2 separate regions of the Mus musculus genome follow, and region 2 is linked to region 1. The links are chromatin loops, found by intact Hi-C in ENCODE. Cell type or tissue: left cerebral cortex. All regions are shown on one strand. Links, peaks and the distances in the headings refer to the core of each region. The heading gives the core; the rest is flanking DNA. Region 1 has its middle 180 kb from the start of Slc10a2. Region 2 has its middle 89 kb from the start of Shcbp1.

What was found. Peaks named below come from ENCODE experiments on the same cell type or tissue, not always from the same donor. Only the 100,000 strongest peaks of a DNase experiment are listed, where the experiment ranks them.
Region 2: a loop joins it to region 1, with 3 times the contacts of the local background. A loop is called at or near these places in 3 of 42 quality-filtered maps.

Annotation. Positions count from the first base shown.
Region 1 is chr8:5,279,016-5,295,400 of GRCm38, reverse strand. No RefSeq gene overlaps it. Among named protein-coding and RNA genes, the nearest start is that of Slc10a2, 180 kb to the right of the region's middle. In left cerebral cortex, for the core only: no CTCF peak of the experiment used is centred there; DNase peaks (open chromatin) are centred at 8,638 and 9,348.
Region 2 is chr8:4,860,253-4,876,637 of GRCm38, reverse strand. It overlaps the pseudogene Rpl21-ps14. Among named protein-coding and RNA genes, the nearest start is that of Shcbp1, 89 kb to the right of the region's middle. In left cerebral cortex, for the core only: a CTCF peak has its summit at 7,725 (motif pointing left); a DNase peak (open chromatin) is centred at 7,710.

The sequences.
Region 1 (16,385 bases), core at 5,228-13,227:
AAATGTCTGGAGTTGAACTAAAAAATGAATACATTTCATCCAGTGGTTGTTCTAGAACAGAAGGAGAAAAGGTTAGGCATATGTCAATTTCAAAATAATCCAACAATCTGCACTAACTCCAAAACATAGCTCACAGTCTCACCCTATCCCATAGGGGTTCACTTCCAGGGGAACTTCTAAAAGTAAAATCATTAATAATGCAACGTCATAACAATTTACTCAGTGATGTTTTGTTTTGTTTTCATCCTGGGCTGACTTCTTTCTTTCTCTTTGGTGGTTGTATTTTAATAAAACTGAAACTAGTGTGGAGTAATGCAGGGAAATCCAAACCCTTTGCGTGCCCATGAGTTTGGCTAAAAGATTTGTTAGTACATCTTGAGTTAATTTTTACAATATTTCTAGCTAGAGCAACTGATTTCATAGTCTGTAATTAGAAGAAAACTTTGTAGTTCACTGTCCTCAGACTCTTTCCAAACTATTGAAAGTTTACTATACAGGACTATTAAGTCTTTAATCAAAAGTTTTCTTACACCTTGAAACGTGTTGTGAGAAGTATACTAACCTACCTGCAAATAAATGGTAAGGAAAACTCCATAAAGGAAAAAAGTGGTTTCATTAATTTCTATAAGAGGAAATCAAGGAAGCCAGCTACATTCCAAGCCCTAATACATGGCAATCGATGGATTCTGGATACTCAAACTCAGGTCCTTATGCTTCCACACTCAGCACTTCTACTTACTGATCCATCTGTCCACACAAAGTGTGCTTGGGAAAATAATTAGAATTTTACATCTTTATAAAATGTCTGCCTTTTTAAATGAAATAAATACTTCAGTGCCAAGCTATTTTCTCTATCACTAGCCTTTTTCTTTAAGATAATTTACTGCAAAATCTTTGTCCTCAATACTGATTAACAATCATAGTACAGGAATTCTGTTAAAAGGGCCTTATTTATTTGATGGGAGAAGCACTGTTTAATAAAATCTCTTACCTGCTTTGTAGACTTTGGACAAGACAAAAAAAAATTATCTCTTTAGTACCAGTTCCTCACAGTTAAAATGGAAATGAGAATAGCATCTACTGTAAGAAAGTTTTGAAGGGATTTACTAAATAAATGCAAGGAAAGTGACCCTGGTTTGCCTGTGAGAGCCAACATGAAGTTCAGGTGCAGGTACCACAGTTCAGTTGCATACTAAACTCCTTTTCCGAGAAAAGAAGTTATATTTTTCTCATTGTAATAAACTGATAAATCATATAATAGGTGAACAGTCAACATAGTCAAAAGTTATGTAACCATTAGAAGAACAAAAGTAATGTCTAATTGTAAGCAATAGTTATGAAGGAAAAAACGGGGTCAGACTCATAGTATATTAAGACATATTCTAAGACAGGGAAAATTGACAAAAGGTTATTTTCAAATAAATCAAGTTGCCATGCAAAGCTCTTATAACCATAAAAATATGTATTCTGTGGACTGAAGACATGTAGAGAAAATCTGTCACCATAGAAACTCTCCAGCAATGCTCGGAGGAGAAAAGGATGATCTGAGACACTCAGCCATATCCTGTTGCCTACAGAAAATGAAAGATTTCCATGGATCAACTGACCACTGTGTTGGGGCATCTGATTCTGGAAATACAGAGCCCTTAATAGCTATTGTGGCTAGAAGTAACATATATCATTGTAAGAGTTAGTAAATGAAGACAGAAAGTAAGCATACATGAATCAAATAAGCTGCTCCTTTGAGGTTTCAGATATCCCCACTCTACAGAAAACAGTAGTCACACCTCTGTGTGCATCAAATCACAGCTGAGCAATTGTGTGTTGCTGGAAAAACCAATGTATATACATTAGAAAATAAGAAGACAAACAGATCTATCTTAGAAACCAGACTAAAGAGAGTGTTTCTTCTCAGACCTCATGCTACCAACTGTCCTATGGGATACTCAGGTGACTTGTCTCAAACAATAGCTAAGAAACAATATGGAGGATCTTAACAAGCTATATCTGGAGTGGGAGGTCTGTTCTTCAAGTCTCTAGACCTCTGACAACTACTTCCTACTTTGCCTTGGAATGTATGAATCAGAAGCAGCAAGTAATTAATTAAAGATAACTCAATTTACTAATTCTTAATTCCATTTTAAAGAAAAGTATTTTCTCACCATGACTTCCAACTGATCTTTTCCCTTTGGCAGGAACTGGTTTATTGTTAAAGCATCCCTTTAAAGAAATAATGAAATAGCAATGGATTATTTCAAAAATAAAATATGAATAACTGATATGAATTTTGATTTCTTTTGACTGTACAAATTATGTTGAAAGCTAACAGCTCTGCACATTTTAAAAATAGATTCAATCATTCAAACTCAATCACAAATTTTCTACCCCATAATAATTTCTAATCATCTCACAGTGCACACACTCCCGCATCTAAATGCCTTCTTCCACATGTCAAAATAGAATTCATATCTATTACCACACCTCTGAACTATCAAATCATTCAAAATGAAGATCATAAAATGAAGATGTATGGAAATGATGTGCAATGCTATAATAGGATAGATTCTGTAGTGGGCAGCTTGCCAAACTCTGGGATAACAAGTCTAAAACTCAAAAGATTTTTTTTTAAGTTTCTAAATACATTTTAACATTTACAATTAAATATGCCGTGTGATGAAAACAATATCATTCTTAAGCCCATCCATGGGGTGAACAGTGTTCTTTTCACCACCACCATCTCTTATCCCTTTCATAAGGAGATGGTAGTAATTCATGGAAAGGCCAACATTATAAGAATAAACTAGCTTATCTACCCAAAACAGAAATAATTCATTCGTACAAAAATAGGAATTCTAAGACGGTCACATCTCTAGATACTTCTCTTCTTCTAAAAAAACTGATATCAAAAATAACATGAACGGTTCCCTTCAGCATTCTCTTCTGTACAGGTATGAAACATATACAGAAGACATTCACTCTTATGCTCATTCCTTCAAACATATAACATACTCACCAACACTTGTACACAGACTTTCTCCACCTACATGCACACGTGTAGCTCAAGAACAATCCCCATGTTACAGAACTTTTTCAGTAGACCATCCTTCTGAGTCCCAACGTAATAGAACACAGTTGTGTCACTTGCCTCTGTATATACATACACCTGCCAATAAGTTACCCAACATCAACAGGCTTCATTACCAAAAGTATGCCAAGGTAGACAGAACTGTATATGTGGCTGTCCTATTATATCTTGATTATCTCCTGTGCTAAGTGAGCAACTACTCCAGGTAGCATCAAAGCAAACTCTTCTAACAGCACAGTCCTCTTCAAGAGCACAACCTCTTTCTTTCCAGTTTCTATTGACTATCTACTTTCAGTAACTTGTTTTACTGTTTACCTATTGAAGGATGTAGAAGGCTAATGTAGTTTTTCAAATTTAGACTTCTATCATAAGACAGCACAGAAGCAGAGTAATCCTTTCGCCTGGGATGACATAAAAAACAACATCTCATTAGACAACACACACACACACACACACACACACACACACACACACACACACACCTTTATTCCTTCTCTCATCTGGCCTCCACAAGGATAAAATCACTTTAGTTACACCAATCCCTGTTCACTATGAGCTCTCTATGACAGAAGTCCCTTTCCAGTGTGTCCCCGTATAACTTTACACACTCTGCTGTTTTGTTCAGTGAGGTCGCAGTACTTCAGGTAAGGAATCACTATAGCTAAATTTGTTTCCTAAGTTGTATCTCCTTTCCCCAGTCCATTCAGAACGCCTTTGAACTTCCATACATTAACCATTACTTTGCAGTTTTGAACTAATATAGCTTTCTAAAGCAACTTCTATGGACATGAACTATGATCATCTATTAAATAAATGGAATGATTTGAAAAACCATCTGTGTTAGTAGCTATTTAATCCACTAGACAAAAAAAAAAAAGATAAATTCCATCTAGAATTTGCTCTTTTCATTTTAAGTTTCTCAAACCACCAATTTTAGAAAGATTTGACCATCCACCCCTCATGCTGCTTCCCTTTACCAGTATTGTTAGACTTCGACATTCTGATAGCAGCAGTTAGAAAAGAGGGCAGAGGTGTGTGCTTTGATAGTGAAGAAATGATATTAAAAAAAAAAAAAAAACAGTACCCCAGAGCTCTTGACTCTAGCTGCATATGTATCAAAAGATGGCCTAGTCGGCCATCACTGGAAAGAGAGGCCCATTGGACAGGCAAACTTTATATGCCCCAATACAGGGGAACGCCAGGGCCAAAAAATGGGAATGGGTGGGGAGGGGAGTGTGGGGGGGGTGTGGGGGACTTTTTGGATAGCATTGGAAATGTAAATGAGGAAAATACGTAATAAAAAAAAAGAAATGATACTAAAGAAATCACAAAGTATATGTAGTCATTTTCTTAGGAAAACAGTGTTTTTCTTAGCAATGGGGGTGTCAAGACCCATTTTTTTGGTGATCCCTTTGTATATAAACAAAATCTAATTTAAAAAAATGAACCAAGCATGCAGGCTTATGGAATTACAGGTGGAATGGACAACTGCCAGTCCAGCTCCTAAAACTCATTTTTTTTTCAAAATTGAAAGGTTCAAAGCTTGCATTCTTTTTCCTAGTGAACCATTACACTTTCTTAACTCTTCAGAAGGATTTTTTATTTTTTTACAAATTAATATTTTCTCAGATCAAACTATTTAGAAGTGTGAGCTCAGCTTCCTATCAGCTCCTTCTGAATCTAACTTGGTGTTTGTCTTTGTTTTCTTGAATGGTTTGGTTTTCCTCTGTCTCAGTCCTATAAAGGATTAATCCCTGAAATACACAGATTTCTTCTACCCTTGAGCAATAAGAATTGTAGAATTTCCAGCACATGCATTGCCAACATAAAGATCCATTCTCAGATTAGGGAGATGTTTCGTGAATCACGATCTTTGCAAACAAGCCTAAGAAGCAGAGTTCCGATCTCCAGCAGCCACAAGCATAGGACGTGGATGTGGTTACGTCATTGGACTTTCAGCTCCCGGGGTGGGGGAGGGTATCCAGAGGGAGGTTACATGGACTACAGATTTACCAAGCACTGGATTCAGTTGATGAGGAGATACAAAGAGAGCAACTCAAGAAAGACTCCTAATCACTCACATTATGACTATACATGTATGTGCACACACAAGCATATGCAAACATTCATGTACTCACATTACATACATACCTGTACAAAACGTCTGTTCTCTGTTTCATAGATTTATTAGTTCATTCCAATATCTCCTGAGCATCACTTGCTTTCAATGTATTATATTATGTGCTAGGCTGAACAAAAACTCAACAGAGTATAATTTTATCTTTTTATTTTCTAAATATTTATTTATTTCTTTTTTATTTATTTATTTATTTATTTACTTATTTATTATATGTAATTACACTGTAGCTGTCTTCAGAAAGACCAGAAGAGGGCATCAGATCTCATTACAGATGGTTGTGAGCCACCATGTGGTTGCTAGGATTTGAACTCAGGACCTCTGGAAGAGCAGTCAATTCTCTTAACAGCTGAGCCATCTCACCAGCCAAGAGTATAGTTTAAATGAATAGTGTTTTATACTCAAATACATTACAATGCAGTTACATAACAAGAAAATGAACAAGGAGAAGATATTCCATTCTGCAGATTAAGTCTAAAGTTGTCTCACTGAATATGTGGCATTTGAATTGAAGAACAGGTGGGATTTAATCATTCAAAACATTGTCAGCATAGAAAGAAATATAATCAGTTTTAATTTTTGAAATGGCTTTCTCTGTTTAAAAAAGGAAATTTTATTGGTGAAGAGTGAGACACAAACTTACCTGTGGGTATAAGGATAGATATTTAGAATGTAGATAGGTATTATGGTGGTTTAGATAAAAATGAAGCGCTTTGGAGCCCTATCCAAATTGACACATTAACAACACAATTCCTGCACCTAAAGATAGGAAATCATAACAAAAGACAGATGAGAAAGAGAGAGAGAGAGAGAGAGAGAGAGAGAGAGAGAGAGAGAGAGAGAGATTGTATAAGCCAGAGAAGCAAGAAGTTTGCCACAAGATTGTGTCTCCTAGAGATGTCAGAGAAGTTATACCTACGAAGTCTCAGCAAAATGGATATCTAAATATGACCTGTCTAAGAATGACATCAGAAAACATTCTAATGTGGATGGGAAAAAAACCACACACACAAAGCCTCAACCCTAGACAAAGAACCACAGAAAAATAAATAATGCTGACAGCAGGAGAAATAGTCTTCCCCAGGGAAAATCCCCCTAATGGTTTATCCAATACTATATGATCAAATGATTACCCTTGAAAACTCTGTGTGTCTGTGTGTGTGTGTGTGTGTGTGTGTGTGTCTGTGTTTGCATGTCAACATTATAAAGACTGAGCATGTTATATTTTTATATTTAAGAATATACACATTTGTTTGTATATATATATATATATATATATATATATACATATATATTTATATTTGTGTATGTATGAACTATTAAAGTAATGGAGGCCATGATTTTGAAAGAGAACATGGAAGAGTTTTGAAGGTGAAAAGGGAATAGAGAAATTATATAATTACATTATGATATTTTTAAATTAAAGAATATGACATGATGGAGGAAACAGGATTCACCCAGAGAGGCAAATGTGAAGTAGGGTTACATAAAACAGCATTTACTCTATGTAACAATGGCTCCTGAAGGGGAGTGATGGGAAGCACTTATTAGAGCATGTTACAATTAGATAAGAGAAAGTCTCATTCACCACTGTAGAAGATGCTCTCAATCATAAACTGAATGGGAAAAAAAATATTGAAAAGTGTACAACATTTGAAAAAAATTCAACAATTGCATAAAAAAGGCTGCTAACTGTGTAAAAAGATGCAGTGTAGAACATCACTGAAAATAAGATTTTTAGGAGACTGTTGTCCCACACTATGTGCAAAAGCAGACAGGAGTGAGCCAAAGGAATAGGACCTACGTTAAAGACACAATTTGAGTATGTAGTCAATTAATGCACAGGAACCGCAAAGGAAGAGGGACTGGAGGATATTTGATTAACTGAGAATCATGATAACATTTTAATAGAACAAAGCAGAATAATTCATTATCAAAACCACAAATTTCTCTATCAGTTATGAAAAGTATCAGTGCAACTCAAATCCACCAAAGTACACCAACCTTTAAGAATGGCTGAGATTCATTATGGCTCAGACATTGTTTTATCAATACATTAACATGATCTTTCCCTAATCATTTTTTAAATTATTTCCTTTTCTTAGCTACTTCTCAACAGCTTATCTTTACAGATCATGATTCCTGTTTTATATATGGTCCATGCCCTTCTTAACTGCCTTGCATTGATTTCAGAAACTCTTGGTTGGTAGATTTCCTCTATTCACATCTTCACCAGCCTCTCACCATCTTCTTCTGAGAAAAAACAAATCATCAGTTAGCCCCTCTCCACATGGAACTCATGCCTTATTCTTCAACAAAATTGCAGATGCAATTTGAAATGTCACAGGGATGTATAAATTAAGAGGACCACAGTTTGTTGAAAATTTCAAGGTGGAAGTTAAAATTGAAAAAGACAATTGGCAGAGTTCATTAAAAATTTTCCTGTTTGCCAGTGTGTTGAGGGTGACAACTTTAGTTTCACTTTTGTGGGAAAGCTGATTGTTTAGAGAGAAAGGAGCCCTAGAGAAGAGTAAGCTATGAATGAGCAATCATGGGATGTTTCAAAGTCCCATGGGACATTAGCACTATGAATAAGAGTTCAGGATGTTCTATGATACTGACCCTGGTGTGTACCAACCATAGTGCTAAGGAGGAGTGAGCACTGGTGAGCATTTCTTGTCTCAAGCAACAGACAGCTGTGTTGATCCACCCATGCCCCAGGATACAACCTGTCCCCTGTCATATAATCCTGAGATGCTTGGAATAGCTGAGGTGAAATGAACAGAAAATGCTCCTTCACTCAATTTAAAGTGATGGGTTTTAATTAAACATAATTCACACCTCAATTGATTCTATCAGCTCCTATTGCTAACAGACTTGAGGAATGTCAAGGGGGCAATTATACAGAAAGAGGGCCTGCATGTGCTTGTGACAAGAGGAGAAGGCCGCTCACTTTTGTGTGCTTTAAAAATTAAGAGGAGAGGGAAAACACAAAAGGTAAACGGTCATTCAGTTAATACAGAACTAAAGCTAGCAATTGCAATGTTTCTTTCACCTTTAAAAAAAAATCATAGATGCCCTGGATTTGTGGAAAGAAAGTTAGCTTGCATTGTAATATCATGGTTTTTTTTTTTTTTTTTGCTAGTTTTAATTATAACAAGTTATGATTTATATTGTGACATTAAAGAGGTGAATATAGATGTCTTAAAAAGACTTAAACAATACCACTAATAGAATAAGGCATGTACGTAGAATAACAGAAACTCCACTTGCTTTGACCCAGATCTCATCTGCCTTTAACTGGAAGAGGTGCTGACATCATCAATTGCTTTTACAGGTCAAGCCATTCCCCTTTTGTTTTCTATAGTTTAAGAAAAAGAATTTTTTTCAGAAAAAAAAAAAAAGATTCTTGCTAAAATGCTATTTTGGGGGTGACAGCTGCAGGAATTGATTAACATATGCTACATCAAGAACAACATCTCTTTAACTACAGCTTCATTGCCTAAGAAAGCAGAGTCAAATTTCAGAAGCTTTTAAAGCTTAAGAAATATTTATGTGATTATTGTGTCATCTGAGAAATATTAAAACTCTGAACCATTCTATTAATGGCCCCTGAGTCCTGGTGTTGATTCTCACCTCCATATTAGGCAATGTCTCAATGCCTCGAAAAGTCCTCTCTATTTATTTAGGTTTCTGTTTAAATTCCCCAATCATTCCCACAATGTCCTGGCATGAATTATCTCTTGCCTCTGGGAAACATCCTAGCATATCATCTTCTTCACACAATACTTGTATGCCAGGCATGTTGCGTACCTACACATGCACACATTTAATTTCCCCTGTTTTCTTATGCATTATATAGTCTCCAAGGTTAGGAACTGTGACTTTGAACATCACTGTATCAACTCCAATAGGCCAGTGAAGTACATCCTTCCTAGCTAGTGCTAAGTACATCTTTTAAATGAATGATGACTGCATGAAAATCCTTCCAGGCTCAGGCTTCCCTTTTAAAGCTTTGCCTTAGTGCATGAAAATCCAGGTTCTGCTGGCTCCATCTAGCCTGCGGCTACTTCTTCCCACTAAATCACAAATGAATACCATCTGCTATTCCTCTCTGCTATGTCCCTCTGGGGATTCCCCCTAGGTTAATTGGCCATTCTCTGTGCTGGCCTAGGATTTCCCTCTGTTCTTACTTCCAGGGAAACCTCAAGTGGGTCAGGAGTCTAAGATGATCCTTTCTAAGCTATATGTTCTATACCATATGCTTTTCCTCTTTAAACTCCTCTAATTATTACTTTCATTTTGGTTATCTTCATTTCTTCTGTCCTGAAGGGTTCCTTCCCCAGGTCTCTCCTGAAACTACATCCGTTGAGCCATCTACAGAACATAAGGCAAGCAGATGGTGCTGCGATTATACTGGTAATTACCCCTCGAGAATAGTTTCCTCGTTCCCAAAACAGGTAATGTGGACTAAATTAGAATGTGCACAGGAATAGCAAAATAAGCAGGGAGTCAAGCTATACCCTATATATATAACTGAGCTTTATAGAAAGGGGACCATTATCATTAGATATTGATGAAACACTATCACTATGTTTGTTATAAAGAGTGCCCAGCAGCAAAACTTAAAAAAGATTATTTTAAAGGGGAATCTTGCAGTTTCTACCCACTTCCACACTGAACTCCAATTCTTAGGATGGTTTCCAAATAACAAAATCTCAGATTTTAGGGATACACTCTCCCTAACAATGGAATTTGCCTAATGTATTGTAATTATATCCAATTCTGAATACTAACACTTTATGTTCTAAATAATATTTATTATCCATAGCTTGGGGATATAGCTTAGTTAATAGTATGCAAGCCCAGCATTCACACGGCCCTGTGTTGCATCACCACCACCACATGAACTAATATACCCCTATAATCCTAGAATTAAGAAATGAGCCAAGATCATGTTCAAGGTCACAAGGAGTTCCAGGCCAGACTGAGCTAAAAGGGATTCTATCTCAAGGACAAACATAAACAAAAGCTGGAGAGATGTCACATTAATTGAGTGCTTTCTGGCCTTCCAGAGGTCAAAGGTTTTGTTTCCCAGTATCCAAGTTCAACAGCTCACAACCACATGTAATCATACCTTCGGTGTATCAGACACCTTGTCACAGCATTAAAGGATGCCCTGATAGCATTTGGCAAACACACACAGAGAGGCACACATGCATAGACATAAACACAAAGAAATCTTTGAAATACAATTGCTATCCAAATATAAATGATTTTGACTTTTTGGCATAGTCAAATCCTGAAAACCAGGCCTAGAACATAAAAGGGCAAAGAAGAATGCCTTTTTTTTTTTTTTTAAGAAAACAAAATTCTGCCCATATCTTCAGTGGATCTATGAAACCAAATATGCTCTAATGCTTTGCTGACAGCATGACTATCTGAGTACTTTCAGGCCAAGGACAGACAGAACACTGTGCACCATCAGCAAGAATGGCAAAAGGTTACCCAGATGAACTTCATAGGCACTGTGAGGAATCGTCATTGCCCTTTGCAGTCTGCACTAACTACAGTTATCACCTATTCTTTGTATGGATGCCCCACTCTGTGTATGTGTGTGTGTGTGTGTGTGTGTGTGTGTGTGTGTGTCTGTGTGTGTGTCTGACTGTCTCTGGGTGTCTTGTGTCTGTCTCTGTGTGTCTTTCTGTCTCTGTGCATGTATCTTTCTGTCTGTCTCTTGTGTGAATGTGTCTATCTCTCTCTATGTGTGTATGGGCCTTTCTGTGTCTGTGTGTGTGTGTGTGTGTGTGCACTCATACTCGCATACAAGAGCACAAGCATGCCCACATGTGTATATCTCTATGTTTGTCTCTCTCTGGTATAATAATGTAGATGTTTTGCTGTAGGTATCATTTTTGAAAAGAGGACAGGGATTTTCATATGAATTCCCCAAAAAGGAGCAAGAGAGGTGTGCACTGACAGGAAACAGAAGTTAACTACAGCCACCTCCTTTCCCTTTTCTTTCTGTAGACATGTGGAGGAAAATAGGAGAAAATATTCAAGACTAGAAGGGCTCTTTGTAAATTGTCAGCCTCCTGGGCAGGTTACAACTGCTGTGGACAACTAGCAAGCAATTCTATAAAGAAGTGACTCTGGGTTCTGACTCAGTGCTTGGCTTCTTTCATAGCTGTTTTTACATTACTTGATGATCTCTTCATTTCTGACATATTGCTCATTCTGTTTGTGCATTCTTTTACTGACCTTAATTCTTGTCCACTCCACTATAAACTTACTGGCCAAAGTACTGGCTAAAGTAAAAAGTTGGAAAAGAGATTTTTTCCACTATAATGCTTCATAAAATGTCTTAAAAAATTATTCTGCTGTTTAAATACTATTTTCCTAAATTCATATGAGGTAAAACGAGAGTCATACTGTATCTTCAAGCAGAACATGAATTTCATAAGTGTTAGTAATCAAACATGTCATGACTAGAAAAAAGTAATGATCATGTTTACTTGTGCACTGAGGTGGTTTGAATGAGAAATGTTCCCATGGCCTCAGGTATTTGAACACTCAGTTCCCAGGTATTGATGCTGTTTGAGGTAGGTGGTATGGTCTTGGATTGAAAGTTCATAACCTTGACCCACTTCCAAGTTGCTATCTCTGCTTCTTTGTGGTTAAAGAACTTATCTCACAGTTTCCTGTTCCTACTGTCTGGCCTGTTGTTTGCTGCCATGCCTACCTTTCCCCTAAGTCATGATGAACTATATCATTCTAGAAAAATAAAGCAAATAAACTCTCCCATAGGTTTCTTTGGAATTTTATCTTAGCAACAAAAAAAAATAACAAATATATAAACTTAAGGTAATTAATTCTGGTTAATACTAGAATAAGCCAGTGCCTGTCTATCTTAGATGAGAACATGGCAACCAATCCCAGAAGAGGCGCCACTCCCAGGCACTCTATCATGACCAGGATTTTAGGATACCAGGATCCCTGGATTCCAGAATGCCAGGAACTTGTTCACACAAGGATCTCGGGTCTCAAAGGCAGCTTGACTCCCAGGAACTCTGACACACCCAGAATCTCAGGATCACAGGATCCAGGAATCAAAGGATGACAGAGACAGCTGGACTCTGAGGAGCTCTGACTCAACCAGGATTACAGGCTCCAGTCAGATATAGTGAGGGCAGGGAGTACTAGAGATAATCAGATGGCAGAAAGCAAGCATAGGAACATAGGCAACAGAAATCAAGGTTACTTGGCATCATCAGAACCCAATTCTCCCACCATATCAAGTCCTGGATACACCATCACTCCAGGAAAGTAAGATTGGGATCTAAAGTCACTTCTCATGATGATGATGTAGGACTTTAAGGAGGATGTAAATAACTCCCTAAAAGAAATACAGGAGAACATAGGTAATCAGGTACAAGTCCTTAAAAAGGAAACACAAAAATCACTTAAAGAATTACAGGAAAAGACAATCAAACAGGAGATGGAAATGAATACAACCATCGGGGATCTAAAAATGCAAATAAAAACAATAAAGAAATCACAAAAGGAGACAACTCTGGAGCTAGAAAACCTAGGGAAGAAATCAGGAGTCATAGATGCAAGCATCACCAACAGAACATAAGAGATAGAAGAGAGAATCTCAGGTGCAGAAGACATCATAGAAAACATTGACACAACATTGTCAAAGAAAATGCAAAATGCAAAAAGATCATAACCCAAAACAGCCAGGAAATCCAGGACACTATGAGAAGACAAAACCTAAGGACAATAGGTATAGAAGAGAGTAAAGATTCCAAACTTAAAGGGACAGGAAATATCTTCAAAAAAATTATAGAAGAAAACTCCCTAACCTAAAGAAAGAGATGCCCATGAACATACAAGAAGCATATAGAACACCATATAGACTGGACCAGAAAAAAAAATTCCTCCTGACACATAATAATCAAAATATCAAATGCATTAAACAAATAAAGACTACTAAAAGCAGTAAGGGAAAAAGGTCAAGCAACATATAAAGGAATACCAATCAAAATTACACCAGACTTCTCACCAGAGACAATGAAAGCTGGAAGATCCTAGGCAGATGTCATGCAAACCCTAAGAAAACCTAAATTCCAGCACAGACTACTATACCCAGCAAAACTCTCAATTACCATGGAGGGAGAAAACAAGGCATTCCATGACAAAAAAAAAAAAAAAAAAAAAAAAAAAAAATTACACAATATCTTTCCACAAATCCAGCCCTACAAAGGACAATAGATGGAAAATACCAACACAAGGAGGGAAACACCACTCTAGAAAAAGCAAGAAAGTGATATTTCAACAAATCCTAAAGAAGATAGACACACAAACATAATGCCACCTCTAACAACAAAAATAAAAGGGAGTAACAATCAGTTTTCCTTAATATCTTTTAACATCAATGGACTTAATTCCCTGATAAACAAGACCAATAGACTATAAACTAATAGACTGCAGAACTAAGTAGGACCCAGCATTTTGCTGCATATAGGAAATGCACCTCAGTGACAAAGCTAGACACTAACTCAGAAAAAAAGGTTGGAAAACAAATTTCCAAGCAAATGATCCCAAGAAACAAGCTGGAGTAGCCATTCTAATATCAAATAAAATCAACTTTCAACCAAAATGTAACAAAAAAAGGATAAGGAATGGCATTTCATACTGCTCAAAGGAAAAAAATCTACCAAGATGAACTCTCAATTCTGAACATCTATACTTCAAATGCAAGGGCACCCACATTCAAAAAAGAAACTTTACTAAAGCTCAAAGCACTCATCATACCCAACAAAATAATAGTGGTAAACTTCTGCACCCCACTCAGATCAATGGACAGATCACGGAAAGAAAAACTAGACAGAGACACAGTGACACACATGGAAGTTATTAACCAAATGGATCTAACAGATATTTATAGAACATTTCATCCTAAAGCAAAAAATAATACTTTCTTCTCAGCACCTCATGGTACATTCTCCAAAACTTACCATAGAATTGGTCACAAAATAGGCCTCAACAGATATAAGAAGATTGGAGTCATCCCTTACACCCTATATCAGATCACCACAGACTAAGACTGGTCTTAAATTCCAACAAAAACAATGGAAAACACACATACACATGAAAACTGAACAATGTTCTACACAATGATAAATTGGTCAGGGAAGAAATAATGAAAGAAATTTAAAGAGTTTTTAGAATTTAATGAAAATGAATACACATCATATGCAAACTTATGAGACTCAATGAAAGCTGTGGTAAGAGGAAAACTCATAGCTCTAAGTGCCTCCAAAAAGAAACTGGAGAGAGCTTACATTAGCAGCTTGAAAGCACACCTGAAATCCCTAGAACAAAAAGAAGGAAATACACCCAAGAGGAGTAGACTGCAAGAAATAATCAAATGCAGGGCTGAAATCAGCCAAATAAAAACAAAAAGAACTATACAAGGTATCCTCAAAACCAGGAGCTGGTTCTTTGAGAAGATCAACAAGATAGATTAAACCCTTAGCCAGACTAACCAGAAGGCACAGAACCAGTATCCAAATTAATAAAATCAGAAATGAAAAGGGAGACATAATAATGTAAATCATGGAAATTTAAAAAATCAGCAGCTCCTACTACAAAATTTTATATTCAACTTATTGGAAAATTGGCATGAAATGGACAATTTTCTAGACTCATAAAAGGTGCCAAAGTTAAAACAGGAACAGATAAACCATCTAAACATTAGCATAACCCCTAAACAAATAAAAGCAGTCATTAATAGTCTTCCAACCAAAAAAAAAAAAAAAAAAAAAAAAAGCCCAAGACCAGATGGGTTTAGTGGAGAATTCTATCAGACCTTTGAAGAAAAACTAATACCAATACTCTTCAAACTATTCCACAAAATAGAAACAGAAGGTACACTAACAAATTCATTCTATGAAGCCACAATTACACTTATACCTAAACCACACCAAGATCAAAAGTAAAAAGAGAACTTCAGACTAATCTCCCTTATGACCATTGATGCAAAAATACTGAATTAAAATCTTGCCAACTAAATCTAAGAACTCATCAAAATGATCATTCACCACGATCAAGTAGGCTTCATCCCGGAGATGCAGGGATGGTTCAATATACAGAAATCCATCAAAGTAATCCACTATATAAACAAACTCAAAGATAAAACCCACATGATCATTTCATTATATGCTGAGAAAGCATTTGACAAATCCAATACCCCTTCATGACAAAAGTCTTGAAAATAGCAGGAATTCAAGTCCCTTACCTAAACATAGTAAAAGCAATAGAGAGCAAATAAGTAGCCAACATCAAACTAAATGGAGAGAAACTTGAAGCAATCCCACTAAAATCAAGGACTAGACAAAGCTTCCCACTTTCTCCCTATCAATTCAACATACTACTTGAAGTTCTAGCTAGGGCAATTAGACAAGGAAAGGAGGTCACAGGGATGCAAATTGGAAAGGAAGAGGTCACCATACCACTATTTGTAGATGATATGATTATATATTTAAGTGACCCAAAAAATTCCACCAAAGAACTCCTAAAGCTGATAAACAACTTCAGCAAAGTTGCTGGATATAAAATTAACTCAAACAAATCAGTACTACTCAAAGGATAAACAGGATGAGAAAGAAATTAGCGAAATGATACCCTTAACAATAGCTACAAATAATATTACATACCTGCTGTGAATCTAAAAAAGCAAATGAAAGATCTATATGACAAGAACTTCAAGACTCTGAGGAAAGAAACCAAAGAAGATGTCAGAAATGGAAAGATCTCCCATATTCATGGATTGGAAGGGTTAATATAGTAAAAATGACCATCTTGCCCAAAGCAATCTTCAGATTCAATGCAATCCCCATCAAAATTCCAACTCAATTCTTCATAGAGTTAAAAAAGCAATTTGCAAATTCATTTAGAATAACAAAAAAATCCATGATAGCGAAAACTATTCTCAACAATAAAAGAACTTCTGATGGAATCGCCATCCCTGACCTCAAGCTGTATTACAGAGCAATAACAATAAAAACTGCATGGTATTGGTACAAAGACAGGCAGGAAGATCAATTGAACAGAATTAAAGACCCAGAAATGAACCCACACACCTATGGTCACTTG
Region 2 (16,385 bases), core at 4,118-12,117, 420 kb after region 1:
CAACTATCTACTCAATGATAATTTAGCCAGTGAAGAAATAAAAAAATAAAAGACTTCCTGGAATTTAATGAAAATGTTGACACATCATACCCAAACTTCTGAAACACAATGCAAGCAGTGCTAAGAGGAAAATTCACAGCACTAAGTGCCCTGGTAAAAAAACTGGAGAGATCTTACACTATCAACTTAACAGCACATCTGAGAACTCTAGAGAACAAAAAGAAGCAAACTCACCCAAGAGGAGTAGAAGGCAGAAAATAGTCAACCTCAGGGCCAAATAGAAGTCAACCAAATGGAAACAACGAAAACTACAAAGGATCAACAAAACCAAAAGGTGGCTCTTTGAGAGAATCAACAAGACAGATAAACCCCTAGCCAAACCAACTAAAGGGCCCAGAGGCAGAATCCAAATTAACAAAATCAGAAATTAAAAGGGAGATATAACAACAGAAACTGAGGAAATCCAAAAAATTATCCGGTCCTACTATAAAAGTCAATACTCAACAAAACTGGAAAATCTAGATGAAATGGATGGTTTTCTAGACAGATGCCACATACCAAAGTAAAATCAAGAGCAGGTAAACTATCTAAACAGGCCCACATCGCACAAGGAAATAGAAGTCATTAAGAACCTCCCAACCAAAAATAAATAAATAAATAAATAAATAAATTTTTAAAAGCCCAGAGTCAGATGTATTTTGTACAGAATTCTACCAGACCTTCAAAGAAGACCTGATACCAATATTCCTCAAACTATTCCATAAAATAGAAACAGAAGGAGCACTACCTAACTTGTTCTATGAAGTCACAATTACTCTGATACCTAAACTACACAAAGACCCAACCAAAAAAGAGAACTTCAGACCAATCTCCCTTATGAATAATGATGCAAAAATACTCAATAAAATTCTTGTGAAATAGCCTGGCGCACGCCTTTAATCCCAGCACTTGGGAGGCAGAGGCAGGCAGATCTCTGAGTTCGAGGCCAGCCTGGTCTACAGAGTGAGTTCCAGGACACCCAGGGATATACAGAGAAACCCTGTCTCAAAAAACCAAAAAAAAAAAAAAAAAATTCTTGTGAAATGAACCCAAGAACACATCAAAACCATCATTCAACACAATCAAGTAGGCTTCATCCCAGGGATGCAAGGTTGGTTGAATATATGAAAATCCATTAATGTAATCTACTATATAAACAAACTCAAAGAAAAAAATCAAATGATCATCTCCTTATATGAAGAAAAAACATTTGACAAAATACAACACCCATTCATGTTAAAAATATTGGAGAGATCAGGAATTCAAGGCCCATACCTAAACATAATAAAAGCAATTTACTGCAAATTTTACCAATAGCCAATATCAAGTTAAATGGAGACATCCTTGAAGCAATCCCACTGAAATCGGGGACAACACAAGGATGCCCACTCTCCCCATATCTATTCAATATAGTACTCCAAGTGTTACCTAGAACAATAAGACAACAAAAAGAGATCAAAGGGATACAAATTGGTAATGAACAAATAAAGGTATCACTATTTGGAGATGATATGATAGTATACATAAGTGACCCAAAAACTTCTACCAGACAACTTCTCCAGCTGATAAACAACTTCAGCAAAGTGGCCGGATATAAAATTAACTCAAATAAATCAGTAGCCTTCCTTTATACAAATGATAAATGACTGAGAAAGAAATTATGGAAACAAATCCCCTCACAATAGCCACAAATAGTATATAATTTCTTGGGGTAACGCTAACCCAACAAGTGAAAGACCTGTAATACAATAACTTCAAGTCTCTCAAGAAAGAAATTGAAGATCTCAGAAAATGGAGAGATCTCCCATGCTCATGGATTTGCAGAATTAACATAGTAAAAATGGCCATCCTACCAAAGGCAATCTATAGATTCAATATAATCCCCATCAAAATCCCAACACAATTCTTCAAAGACATGGAAAGAGCAATTCTCAAATTCATCTGGAAAGGCAAAAAAAAAAAAAAAAAAAAAAAAAGACCCCAGAATATCGAAAACAATTCTTAACATTAAAAGAACAGCTGGGGGAATCACCATCCCTGGCCTCAAGTTTTACTGCAGAGCAATAGTGATAAAAACTGCATGGTATTGGTAAAGAGACAGGCACATTGATCAATGGAATAGAATTGAAGACCGAGAAATAAAACCTCATACTTACCATCACTTGATCTTTAACAAAGATGCCAAAAACATACAATGTTAAAAAGAAAGCATCTTCAATAAATGGTGCTGGCCTAACTGGCTGTCTGCATGTAGAAGAATGAAAATAGACATATTTTTCACCGTGTACAAAGCTCAAATCCAAGTGGATCAAGAACCTGAACGTAAAACCATATACACTGAATCTAATTGAAGAGAAAGTGGGAAAGAGCCTTGAAGTCATCGGCACAGGGGGAAGTTTCCTAAACAGAACTCCAATGGCTCATGCTCTAAGATCAAGAATTGATAAATGGAACCTTATATAACTGGAAAGCTTCTATAAGGCAAAGGACATAGTCAATAAGACAAATTGGCAACCTACAGATTGGAAAAAATGTTGACTCACCCCACATCCAATAGAGCTAATATCCAAAATATATAAAGAACTCAAAAAGTTAATCACCAAAAAACCAAACAACCCTATCAAAAAATGGGGTATAGAACTAAACCAAGAATTCATAACTGGGGAATCTTGAATGGCTGACAAACACCTAAAGAAATATTTAAAGTCCTTAGTAATCAGAGAAATGCAAATCAAAACGACCCTGAGATTCCACCTTACACTAATCAGAATGGCTAAGATCAAAACCTCAGGTGACAACATGTGTTGGAGAGGATGTGGAGAAAGAGGAACACTCTTTCATTGCTGGTGGGATTGCAAACTGGTACAACCACTCTGGATATCAATCTGGAGGTTCCTTAGAAAATTAGAAATAAATCTACCTGAAGACCCAGCCATACCACTCTTGGAAATATACCCAAAAGGTGTGTCCTACCATGCCACAGGGGCACCTGTTCCACTATGTTCATAGCGGCCTTATTTGTGATAGCCAGTAGCTGGAAACAACCTAAATGTTCCATGACAGAAGAATGGATACAGAAAATGTGGTTCATTTACACAAGGGAATACTTCTCAGCTATTAAGAATGAGGACATCCTGACTTTTGCATGCAAATGGATGGGACTAGAAAATATCATCCTGAGTGAGTTAACTCAGACCCAAAAGGACATGAATGGTATGTACTCACTAATAAGTGGATATTAACCAAAAAAGAAAAAGAAACAATAAAAACCTCATACAGAATACACTAGATACAGTCCACAGAATTCAAAAGGCTCAACAAGTTGAAGGGCCCAAGTGAGGATTTTTCTGCCCCACTTTGAATGGAGAAAAAAGCAATCACATCACAAGTGGGGAGGGAGGGAGGGACTTGGGAAACAAGTTGGACTGTGATGGGGAGGGAGAGGGGAAGCTGATCTTGTATTGATCAGAAAAGGACTGAAGCCCTGAGGATCAGCAGAAAGAATTGTAACAGGTAACCTTGGGAGGTAGGAAGTTGGGGGACCCTCCAGAATGCACCAGAGACCTGGGAGGTGAGAGACTCAAAGGGAGGGACCTTAGATGAATGCCTGACAGTAGGGAGAGGAAACTTATAGAGCTCACTTCAAACAGGAAGACAGGACATCAAATGAGGGAGGGGGTGGCCCTCCCACAGTCAAAACTCTGACCCATAATTGTTCCTGTCTAAAAGAACTACAGGAATGGGAATGGAGAGGAGCCTGAGGAAAAGAAGGTCCAGTGGCAGGCCCAAAGTGAGATCCAGCTCAAGGGGAGGTTCCAAGGCCTGACACTATTACTTAGGCTCTGGGGTACTCACAAAAAGGAACCTATCATGACTGCACTCTGGAAGACCCAACAAGCAGCTGAAAGAGTCAGATGCAGATATTTGCACCCAACCAATGGACAGAAGCTGCTGACCCCTGTAATTAGGCAAAGGCAGAAAGAAGCTGAGGAGGAGGGCAACCCTGAGGAGGACCAGCAGTCTCAATTAATCTGGACCCCCGAGATCTCTCAAACACTGGACCACCATACAGGCAGCATACACCAGCTAATATGAGGCCCCTAACACACATACAGCAGAGGACTGCACGTTCTGTGTTAAATCAGAAATGATGCATAAGGAGGTATGGAAGAGGTATGGGATGTGGAACAGTCGGAAGGTGGAAGGAGAGGGAATAAAATCTGTAGTGTAAAAAATAATAAATAATATAAATATCATTGTGTTAAGAAGAACAAAGGTCAGAAAGACATATACTCCCTGATCTCATTCATCTCTGTCATTCTCATAGAATAGAATGGAGATTGCATAGACTGTGGAGGGAAGCAACGATGTAGTAGATCAACAGGTACTATTAAGTTAGATAAGAGCAAGAAGTGCCACAGTAGTGATGATAAATGACAGTAATGTACTAACACAAGAAGAACGTGGAATAAAAGATCTGAAATATATTCAACACAGAGAAGTCAATGATGTTTGAAGACATAAATATGCCTAGCCTGATTTGAGCATGACCCAATGTACATGCATATCAAATCTAACATGGCAACCAATTAGTATGTATAATGTTTGTTATTTGATGTACCATTTTAATATATTATACTGGATGGTTTTGTGTCAACTTGACACAAGCTGGAATTATCACAGAGAAAGGAGCTTCGGTTGGGGAAATGCCTCCATGAGATCCAACTGTACGGCATTTTCTCAATTAGTGATCAAGGGGGGAGGGCCCCTTGTGGGTGGGACCATCTCTGGGCTGGTAGTCTTGGATTCTATATGAGAGCAGGCTGAGCAAGCCAGGGGAAGCAAGCCAGTAAGGAACATCCCTCCATGGCCTCTGCATCAGCTCCTGCTTCCTGACCTGCTTAAGTTCCAGTCTCGACTTCCTTTGGTGATGAACAGCAGTGTGGAAGTGTAAGCTGAATAAACCCTTTCCTCCCCAACTTGCTCCTTGTTCATGATGTTTTGTGCAGGAATAGAAACCCTGACTAAGACAAATTGGTACCAGCATAGTGGGGTATTCCTGTGACAACCTGACCATGTTTTGGGGAAGACTGTGGAAGAACTTTAGAACTTTGGGCTAGAAGATCCATTCTGTGTTAAGAGATCTGTGGGATGTTCTGTAGAGGCTTGGAAGATAATGTTGAGAACAGTTAAGAAAATGGAGGCCTGGCTTGTGAAATTTCAGAGGAAAGATTAAAGACTCTTATCAGGGCCGTTGCTGTTTTGATTGTGAAGATTCTGTAGTTTTGGCTACTGGAGCTGAAGAATTATCTGTGAATAACAAGATACTAGAACTACTAAACCGAAACCTTTGCATTACTGGAACTATTGATACTGGTTAGCTAGAGATAAGAAATTAGCGATGAAAGACACCGTCAATAAGACAAAAAGACCACCAACAGATTGGGAAAGGATCTTTACCTATCCTAAATCACATAGGGGACTAATATCCAACATATATAAAGAACTCAAGAAAGTGGACTTCAGAAAATCAAATAACCCCATTAAAAAATGGGGCTCAGAACTGAACAAAGAATTCTCACCTGAGGAATACCGAATGGCAGAGAAACACCTGAAAAAATGTTCAACATCCTTAATCATCAGGGAAATGCAAATCAAAACAACCCTGAGATTCCACCTCACACCAGTCAGAATGGCTAAGATCAAAAATTCAGGTGACAGCAGATGCTGGCGTGGATGTGGAGAAAGAGGAACACTCCTCCATTGTTGGTGGGAGTGCAGGCTTGTACAACCACTCTGGAAATCAGTCTGGTGGTTCCTCAGAAAATTGGACATAGTACTACCGGAGGATCCAGCAATACCTCTCCTGGGCATATATCCAGAAGATGCCCCAACTGGTAAGAAGGACACATGCTCCACTATGTTCATAGCAGCCTTATTTATAATAGCCAGAAGCTGGAAAGAACCTAGATGCCCCTCAACAGAGGAATGGATACAGAAAATGTGGTACATCTACACAATGGAGTACTACTCAGCTATTAAAAAGAATGAATTTATGAAATTCCTAGCCAAATGGATGGACCTGGAGGGCATCATCCTGAGTGAGGTAACACATTCACAAAGAAACTCACACAATATGTACTCACTGATAAGTGGATATTAGCCCCAAACCTAGGATACCCAAGATATAAGATATAATGTGCTAAACACATGAAACTCAAGAAGAATGAAGACTGAAGTGTGGACACTATGCCCCTCCTTAGATTTGGGAACAAAACACCCATGGAAGGAGTTACAGAGACAAAGTTTGGAGCTGAGATGAAAGGATGGACCATGTAGAGACTGCCATATCCAGGGATCCACCCCATAATCAGCATCCAAACGCTGACACCATTGCATACACTAGCAAGATTTTATTGAAAGGACCCAGATGTAGCTGTCTCTTGTGAGACTATGCCGGGGCCTAGCAAACACAGAAGTGGATGCTCACAGTCAGCTAATGGATGGATCATAGGGCTCCCAATGGAGGAGCTAGAGAAAGTAGCCAAGGAGCTAAAGGGGTCTGCAACCCTATAGGTGGAACAACATTTTGAACTAACCAGTACCCCGGAGCTCTTGACTCTAGCTGCATATATATCAAAAGATGGCCTAGTCGGCCATCACTGGAAAGAGAGGCCCATTGGACTTGCAAACTTTATATGCCCCAGTACAGGGGAACACCAGGGCCAAAAAGGGGGAGTGGGTGGGCAGGGGAGTGGGGGTGGGTGGATATGGGGGACTTTTGGTATAGCATTGGAAATGTAAATGAGCTAAATACCTAATAAAAAATGGAAAAAAAAAAGAAATTAGCGATGATTAAGAGACCAGCTTCATTGAGGGGACATCTGGGAAGTGTTTTCTGAGAGCACAGGAGCTGTGTTCCAGAGATAGCCAAGGTTGTACCTTGTGCTGTTGCTAGACATGGTAATGTGTAAGAGTCACCCAGGTGGTACTAGTTTTGAAGGCATGAAGGGGTCATGAAGAGCAGCTGAGGCTCAGCACTGTGAGAGGCCAAAGAAGACTATTGGTGAAGGTCCAGCCTCAGTTGCAATTGATGACCCAAGATTGAAGGGGTCATGCAAAGTGTTATTAAAGGGATATTAACTTAAATTTTAAAATCCATCATAAAAATTCATCATTTTATAAAGCCCTTCTTGGACAACATGAGGACCTAAATTTGTATTTCAAGCATCCAAAAAAGAAAAAAAATCCAGGAACGGTGGTTCATGCCTGTAACCCTAGTTCTGAGAAAGTAATGACAGGTGAATCCTGGGGCTCACTGGCCACCCAGTCTAGTCATGATGTCAAGTTCTAGGTTTACTAACAGACATCTTTCCAAAATATAAAGTGTAGGACATTCAAGAAAATACCTAAAGTCAACCTCTGGCCTTCGTATGTACACACAAGATCAAGCGCGCGCGCACACACACACACACACACACACACACACACACACACACACACACACGGCATCGAGAGAAGAAAAAATATCACATTGTCTGGTAAATATTTGAGAAATATAGCAAAAAGAAAATGAAAGCTGGACAAGCCTGTAAACTGCTGCTGCTGCACCTCCCCCACCTCAATTACCTCTGCCACCAGTACAGCTGTCACATCCACACACAAAAGCCTAATCTTATGGTGCCATCTGGTGATGAAGATAAGAACTGCTTGATTCAGATCCTCTCCCAAAAATCCTGAAATTCAAGAAGAACGAAGACCAAAGTGTGGACACTTTGCCCCTTCTTAGAAATGGGAACAAAACACCCATAGAAGGAGTTACAGAGACAAAGTTTGGAGCTGTGATGAAAGGATGGACCATCTAGTGATTGCCGTATGCAGGGATCCATCCCATAATCAGCTTCCAAACGCTGACATCATTGCATACACTAGCAAGATTTTGCTGAAAGGACCCAGATATAGTTGTCTCTTGTGAGACTATGCCGGGGCCTAGCAAACACAGAAGTGGATGCTCACAGTCAGCTATTGGATGGATCACAGGGCCCCCAATGGAGGAGCTAGAGAAAGTACCCAAGGAGCTAAAGGGATCTGCAACCCTATAGGTGGAACAACAATATGAACTAACCAGTACCCCGGAGCTCTTGTCTCTAGCTGCATATGTAGTCGGCCATCACTGCAAAGAGAAGCCCATTGGACTTGCAAACTTTATATGCCCCTGTACAGGGGAACCCCAGGGCCAAAAAGGGGGAGTGGGTGGGTAGGGGATTGGGGGGGTGGGTATGGGGAACTTTTGGGATAGCATTGAAAATGTAAACGAGGAAAATACCTAATAAAAAAATAAATAATAATAAAAAAAGAAATGCCTGCTAGAAAATTTACTTTTATTTCTGTAAAAATAAAATGTTTATTTAATCTTAAAAAAAAAAATCCTAAGTCCTAACCAAATTCTTCCGAGCCCATTTTTTAAACTATATTAAATTGAATTCAATTATTTTCTATTTGTTTTATAAGTAATTAAACAATAAAATTGTTTCTTATTATAATTTAAAATCTAGAGTGGGCTGTCTGGACTAGGTTATATCTCATGGGTGAAATTTATTCTTTATTCTAATAAATTTATGGAAAAGTGAGCAACCAGCTACCTGTCATTTAAAACACACTTTTAAACTTTTCTAGAATGTAAGCAATGGGCAAATGCCTTATTATGATGCACTTTACTAAAGAGGTTGGAAGCCATCCTCCCGTGTGTTGGATTTTTAGCTCAGAATCAGGTCCTCACTTTAAATCATACCATCTGGAACATCTGGTGAGACCTGAACAAAGTTGGCTTTTTTGGCTTTTTGTTTTTGTTTTTCTTTCTTCTTTTTTTTAAAAAAAAGGTAATAATTTGAAGGAGGAGGTTTGGTTTCAAAAGGAATACCATTTATAACCTCAGTTAGCACTTATTGAAGCTTGCTTTGACTACCCATACATGAAATACCTGTTCCAAGAGTCTGGTTGGCAGCCAGACCCCCCAGGGGCTCCCAAGGACTGGACCACCATCTAAAGAGTACACATGGAGGGATCCATGGCTCCAGCAGCATATGTGGCAGAGGATGGCCTTGTTGGACATCAGTGGGAAGAATGACCCTTGGTCCTGTGGGGGTTTGATGCCCCAGAGTAGGGGATGCCAGGGTGGGAAGGCAGGAGTGCGTGGGTGGGTGAATTGGGGAGAACCCTCATAGAGGCAGGGGAAGGGGAAGGGATAGTGGGTTTCCGGAAGGAAGACCTGGAAAGAGGATAGCATTTTAAATGTAAATAAAGAAAATATCCAATAAAAGAAAAAAAAAGACAATTCAAAATAAAAAACAAACAAACAAAAAGAAACCTCTGGTTGGATATAATGACCACTCCAGTCCTGCTCTTTTTTAAAAATATATGATAAAAAGCACCAATCCTTCTGAGAAGGTTTTCTACTTTCTGCACAGTGGCAAATTACACAGTTATAAAGGGACTATTCTTCACCCAATGCTTCTTGTCCATCAGATTAAAAGATCTTAAAAGCAATGCTTACTCACCCAACTTTATTCAGGAAATTTTCACATTACAGAAGTGTGTTAAAATTCTTTTACACTGGGCATAACTTTCTCCTGCTGCTTTAGGTAGGCAGGGCAGAAGCAATGACTTTCTATCTCCTATGTAATTAGAATGACCTTACTTTAGGGACACTTTTGTATCCTTCCATATTAAAGTAAGATTTCGAGATGCAAAGGTGAAATTATTCTTTCTGGGAAAACTAATTACAGTGTGGTTTTAGGTATCATAGTAAGCCCTAATGAGACAGGTCCCTGTGCATCTAACGACCTCTTACCAGCTCTGCCACTTGTCGTGTTATCCTAAAGCGCCCAGTCTCATAGGTCTAGTCTACATGAAATGAGTGAGAGGTCACAGCTCTCCTTTTTGCAGACTTGTCTCAGAATCTTTCACCACTAGCAGCAGCAATTAGCCCTAATTGGTACCCTGGGTACCTGTCAAACTGTAAGGTCAGTGATGGAGGGAACAAGCAAAATGAATTGCCCTTCTGCTTCTAGAAATGAACTCATTGGTTCTATGTGGAACTGCTATGTTCCTGTCATATCTGGGCTGGGCTCGGGAGGTAGATTAAGGTGGAATTATCTTTTGAGGCAGTCAGATATGACCACTGAAGAAGGTCAGTTCACCACATGGGCAATGCAGAGTGGTTAAGTAAGAATGCACTGCAGTAAGTCTTGCAGGCCTCCTTTTACCACCTCCACATCACCTCGCCCCTTCCTATGTCCTTAGTCCACATTTGACTTTTCTACCAATACAGTATCATAAGTCAAATCAAAGCTAGTGTTATGTCATCATTTTTATCTCCTTTGCTTCAGAGTGCACAGTTTATACTCAAATGCTTTGCAACCCAGACACCCAGTAGCTACAAAGGGATACCACTGACTTTGCTGTCTCTCTAGAAATCTGCCCTATCTACTTCACAAGAGCTGAGTACCATTGAAAATATGTTTTAAAGGACTGCTGTGAACCTTTATTTTTGCAGAATATTAATTTTCCTAAGTGACTGTGTTTGTAATTCTAACATCTTTGTCATGGCTACTTTAAGTTGGAGTTGTGGGGGGCACCTTGTGGGAATTATCAGGAAACATTATCATTTTCTCTGCTATAAGTAGCCAGCAGAGATGACTTAGCATCATTCAGGAGATACCAAAAATCAACAGAATACAGCATTCTGCCCCCTTGCAAAACTCTCTCTCTCTCTCTCTCTCTCTCTCTCTCTCTCTCTCTCCCTCCCTCCCTCCCTCCCTCCCCCCTCTCTCCCTCCCTCCCTCCCTCCCTCCCTCCCTCCTCCAGTATCTCTCCTCCTTTCACTTTATTCAGAACTTTTCTGCAGGCTGAGAAGGGAGGAATCAGAAAGGAGTGAGCATCTAACTAACTCCCAATAAGTAAGTCATGGCATCACATCAGCCAGGAAGAGCCCTTCTATCTACCTAGGAAGAGCAGTAAACTGGAAACTAAACAAAGAGCATTCAGATTCCATTTTGCATGACTTAGAAAATACCATTTATCTGAGTTTTAAGCCTCCCTATGGGAGACGAGAAGCTAGAAATGGTTGACCTAGAAATACTCAGCCCTGGGAGCTGGATGAACCCAGGCGTTAGCCAAAACCAAAAGGGACCTTTTAGGACCATTTATAACTACATCAATATGTCACCTAGTCCTGCCCTAACTTTACTAGAGATTTTGTTGGAATGGAAATATTTAACCCAGAAATGAAACTTCCAGAAGGAGAAACATTGTATTGAGCAGTCTGGAATGAATCTGCTTTCTTTAGTTTCCCCCTTCACATCCTAGAAGAGTCCATGGCAAGTTGATGAGCTGTCCAGTCTCTGCATCTTTTTATTCTCAATGAATACGTATACAACATGTAACAGTAGAAAACACTCAGCCACAGCTCATCACAAAAGAAAAGAGAGCTAAGGAGATAGCTGAGTCGGTCAAGGCTTGCCTCACAAGCATAAGAACCTGAGTTCTCATTTTAGCAGCTCTGTAAAAAGCTGGACATGGCAGTGCTTCACAGCACAGGGGATCCAAGAACAGGGGGATCTTTGGGGTTCTCTGGCAAGCTAGTCTCACCTAATTAGCAAACTCCAGGCCTATGAGAGATTGTCTCCAAAACACAAGGTGCAAGGATAGACTTGCACACATAAACACACACACACACACACACACACACACACATGGGTCAGGGGATAGGTAAATAAATGGTCCTTTAAAGGCCACTAATAAAACAGCAAGCTTTCTAGAATTGAGTCTACTCCATTCAGCCTAAGGAATAAATGCTCTTTGCTGAAGTCCAGAATCAAATGCCTGGAGTGAAACAAACAAACAAAAAAATGTATACTATTGGCTGGAGAAATAATACATCTTCATTTACTCTGTAGACAGACAGTCACTGACACCAGTGGCACCCTAGGCCCTATCCTGGGACAAGGATATAAGACATTAGCTGTTTGTACTTGCTGGTTTTGTTGTCAACTTGACAAGGCCAGAGTCATCAGAAAGAAAGAAGCCTCAGTTAAGGAAATGCCTCTGTTAGATCCAGCAGCAAACCATTTTCTCAATTTGTGATCAATAGAAGAAGGCCCAGTCCATTGTGGGTGGTACCATCCCTGAGCTGGTAATCCTGGGTTTTATAATAAGGCAGTCTGGTCAAGCAATTTGAAGCAAGCCAATAAGCAATACCCCTCTATGGCCTTTGCATCAGCTCCTGCTTCCAGGTTCCTGTCCTGTTTGAGTTTCTGCCCTGACTTCCTTTCGTGATGAACAGCAATGTATAAGTGTAAGCTAAATAAACCCTTTCCTCCACAACTTTGTTTTTGGTAATAGCATTTCATTGCAGCAATTGAAACCCTAATTAAGACGTTGCCTCAGTAAGAGATAAGAATAGTTGAGACTGCAAATAGAGGCAGCTATTTGAAACTGCTAACCTTGCTGTATCATAAGATTATAAGATTGTAGGAGGAATGCATCTAAATTCAATCTTTGTAGCATGATTGGGGACCACAATGGGAAGGAGAAGGGTGCCTTTGGTTCAGAGTAGAAATGGGCTGGATGAAGAGGACTTGAAGAAGAAGATGAGTGGTAATGTGTATATAAAGAAAAGGAAATACTCACTAGGAAAGAAAGAAGTAGAAGGAGAGGAAGACAGAAGTGATAGATAAGAAGCTAAGAAAGCCTAAATAAGATGGTTGTACCTTGACCTCTCTTCCACTTAGAACGTAAGTTTGGATCCATCCAGCAGGTAACTGCCATGGGAGAGAATTAGATGGGAGAGTCACTTGGTCAGATTGTCTGAGAAGACTTCCCATTCTGGTCATCAAAACAGATTTCTTGTTCCCTATTCCTTTCTACGTGGCCATTCTGGAAGCTCCAAGTTCCTAGACCCAGGGAGATGCCAAGGTTTGAAGAAATGCTTACAATGGAGCACAAAAATTAAGTTAAATAAGAGGAACAAGTTCAAAAGATTTATTGCCAGAGATGGGATGTGGCTCAGTTGGTAGAGTGCTTACTAGCATGCAAGAAGTCCTAGGTTAGATCACCAACAAGACATAAAACTGGGCACAGTGGTAAATTCATGCAATTCTAGCACTCAAGAGGTAGAAGCAGGGTGATGAGACATTCAAGGTTATCCTTGGGTACACAGAAAGCTCTAAGAAGTCTAACGTACATTAAAATATGCCCCACCAAAATAGTATTGCATTCCATTGCTATAGCCTGTACTCTGATTTTACACCATAAAAGAGACAGTTGACCCTTAAAATGGTCTCAATTTTTTCATCACAACATTGATAAAATTCATGCCTGAAAATTTGTGCATGTAGCACATTTTTCTGTGTCAGAAAATGACAAGAAATACCTTAATCTAAAGGAGGCTCTGTGAGCTCAGAGAGAGTATTATCATACAATATTCTAATTTCGCAAAGGCGCTTTGTGATCTTTGTACCTGTGCTGTATATGTATAAGAAAGCAAAGACAACACTAGCACTGAAGATGAAAATGCATTTCAGTAAAGCCTTGCTTTATCTACTCCTAAGTTCTGATTTTAATGCAATTTCAATTTTATCTCACTTAAGCTGAGTAAGCTCAAAGTTCTCTTAGAAAGCTTGGATTCCAAAATCTATGCAACAGCCTGGGGCTCAAACTGCAGAGCAGTGACAACAATGTGAACCCCATTTTCTATGACTTTTGAGGTGCTATGTTTCAGTGGGCTACCTTTCTCTCCCTAAGTCTTGGTCTTACAGATTTCAACACCAGGGCCTTGGGCTCTGTGATCCTGATCTGTGCATTGTTTATTTTACTTTTAGAATCCAGAGCCCATAGGTTAAGCACATGGACATGTGGATGGACAGAGGTATGCTAACCTTCCTGTTACAAAATATACCCAAAAAATCACATTTTCCCAAGCCTACCTACCCTTGGGCACTTTAAACACTTGTAACCAAATAGAGTTGTTTTGGTTTGGGTTTGAAGTTTTTTGTTAGTTTGCTATTTTTTATTTTTATTTATTTTTCCCAGTTTTACACTGAAGTTAGCAAGTACTATCCTATGCAAGAATTCTATTCACTCTCCAAAGTAAAAAGTAGTTTTCAAGCAGCTCAGATATGTTAATAAACTGTTTCATCAAAATTTTAATCTGTATTAAAATTAGACAGTAAAAATGTTACCACTTCCTAACTGGGTCTAGCAAAAGCTTTATTGTGCATCTTTATTCTCTCTTTCCTCTCACCAACCCAGGAAATTAAGGATAAAATGTGTGGTAACAATGTTCAAATTACAAATGTAAATGCAAGAAGGTTAAAAAACATTTGCGTTAGGTCCTCATACACATTGTAATTCATCTACTCTATTCTGTAAAAGCCCTATACACATGAGCTGTATATTCCCACATCTATACCTTAGTGAGAAATGAATGTCTCTGAAAATTCTTTTATTACAAAGACAGCTTTCATTTTTACCTTTGCTGATATGAATATATAATCCAAATAAAGGAAATTATTCATTGTTTACCATATAACAAACCCATAAAGAGTTTAATTTTTCCCTTTGTGTTTTATAATAACTTCATTTATTTATTGTTTTATTTGAGACAGAGTTTCTTTCTATATCCCTGGATTGCCTAGAACTCATTATATAGACCATGCTGGCCTAGAACTCACTGAATTCTGCCTGCATCTACCTCTGACTCCCAAGTGCTGGGATTAAAGGCATAAGTCACCACACCCAGCCCTCTTGTATTTCTTTATAACAGCTCTCATGACAGTAGCACAGATTCAAAATGTACTCTGCGCCCCCAAAAATAGTGTTTGTTTATTTGTTTGTTTGTTTGTTTGTTTGTTTGTTTTTCCTGGTGCTGGTATTTTATTTGTGTACCTTAGGCCATGAATTCGTATGGAATGGGCTCCACCAGCTCAGGCTCTTTTCCGTTAGTCCTCACAAAGTGTGCTTCTCTGGGTGGCGCAGGGTGGCGCTTCAGCTGCACCCAGGTGCCCTTCTCTTTGACTTCCTTTTTCTTCTGGCCGTTCTCCTTCACCCGCTTCAGGAAGCTGTCTCTGCTCTTTGAGTGCTTGATGTGCTCAATCCGCACATTGATCCTCTTGGCCAGAATTTTGCCCTTAACCTGCCTGTTGACAATGATGCCCACGGCATGCTGGGTAACACTGTAGACTCTTCTGGTTTTGCCGTGGTAACACTTATGGGGCATTCCTTTTTGAACAGTGCCCATTCCCTTGATGTCTACAATATCACCCTTCTTGTAGATTCGCATGTATGTGGCCAAAGGAACAACGCCATGTTTCCTAAAAGACCTAGAGAACATATACCGGGTGCCTCTCCTCTTTCCCTTTGTGTTTGTCATTTTGGCGAGTTACTGAAAGATGGCTGCGGCGGCCAAAAGCCAAAAACTAGTTTTTAAAAGTCTTTTCAATGTATTAGAAGATCTGGGAGTGGTGACTGATATAAAATATCCATGCACGTAGGAGGCTGAGGTAAGAGAATTGCCATGAATGCTAGGCCAATCTGAATTACAGAAGAACATGTCTCAAAACTTAATTAATTAACTAATTAGTTAAAACTTACTAGGAGAAATATATCATAAATGTTGGGAAGCAACATTTATGCTTGGGGAGTGGGAATGGAAAGAACCTTTAGAAAGCCCCAGAGACCTAGAAGGTACTGTCTGCAAGCATAATGTGGCATTAATAAAGTGTCAGAGTTTGGTACCTGCCCATGGGATGGGTCCCAAGTTGGGCTGGTCACTGGATGCCCTGTCCTTCAATCTGTGCTCCATTTTTGACCCTGTATTTCTTTTAGACAGGAACAATTCTGGGTTAAAAATGTTGAAGGAAGATTAGTGACCCCATCCTTCCACTTGGGGCCCTGTTTATCTACTGGAGGTGGTCTCTTCAGGTTCCTTCTCGCCACTGTTGGACAGTTCAGCTAAGGTCATCCCCATTAAGCCCTGGGAATGTCTCACTGCTGCACATTTCCATTCATTCTCCTGGCCCTCTGGGCTTCTTTCCTGTCTCCCCCAAAACCTGATCCTGCACCCCCTTTTCCCCTACCCCCTCCCACTCAGGACCCTCCCTCCCTCTGCCTCCCATAATTATTTTGTTTCCTCTCTAAGTAGGATAGAAGCATCTTCAATTGGGTCTTCCTTTTTGTTAAACTTCTTACTGTCGTATCATGGGTATTTGGTACTCTTTGGCCAATATTCATTTACAGTGAATACATACCCATTCACGTCCTTTTGAGTCTAGGGTACCTTACTCAGG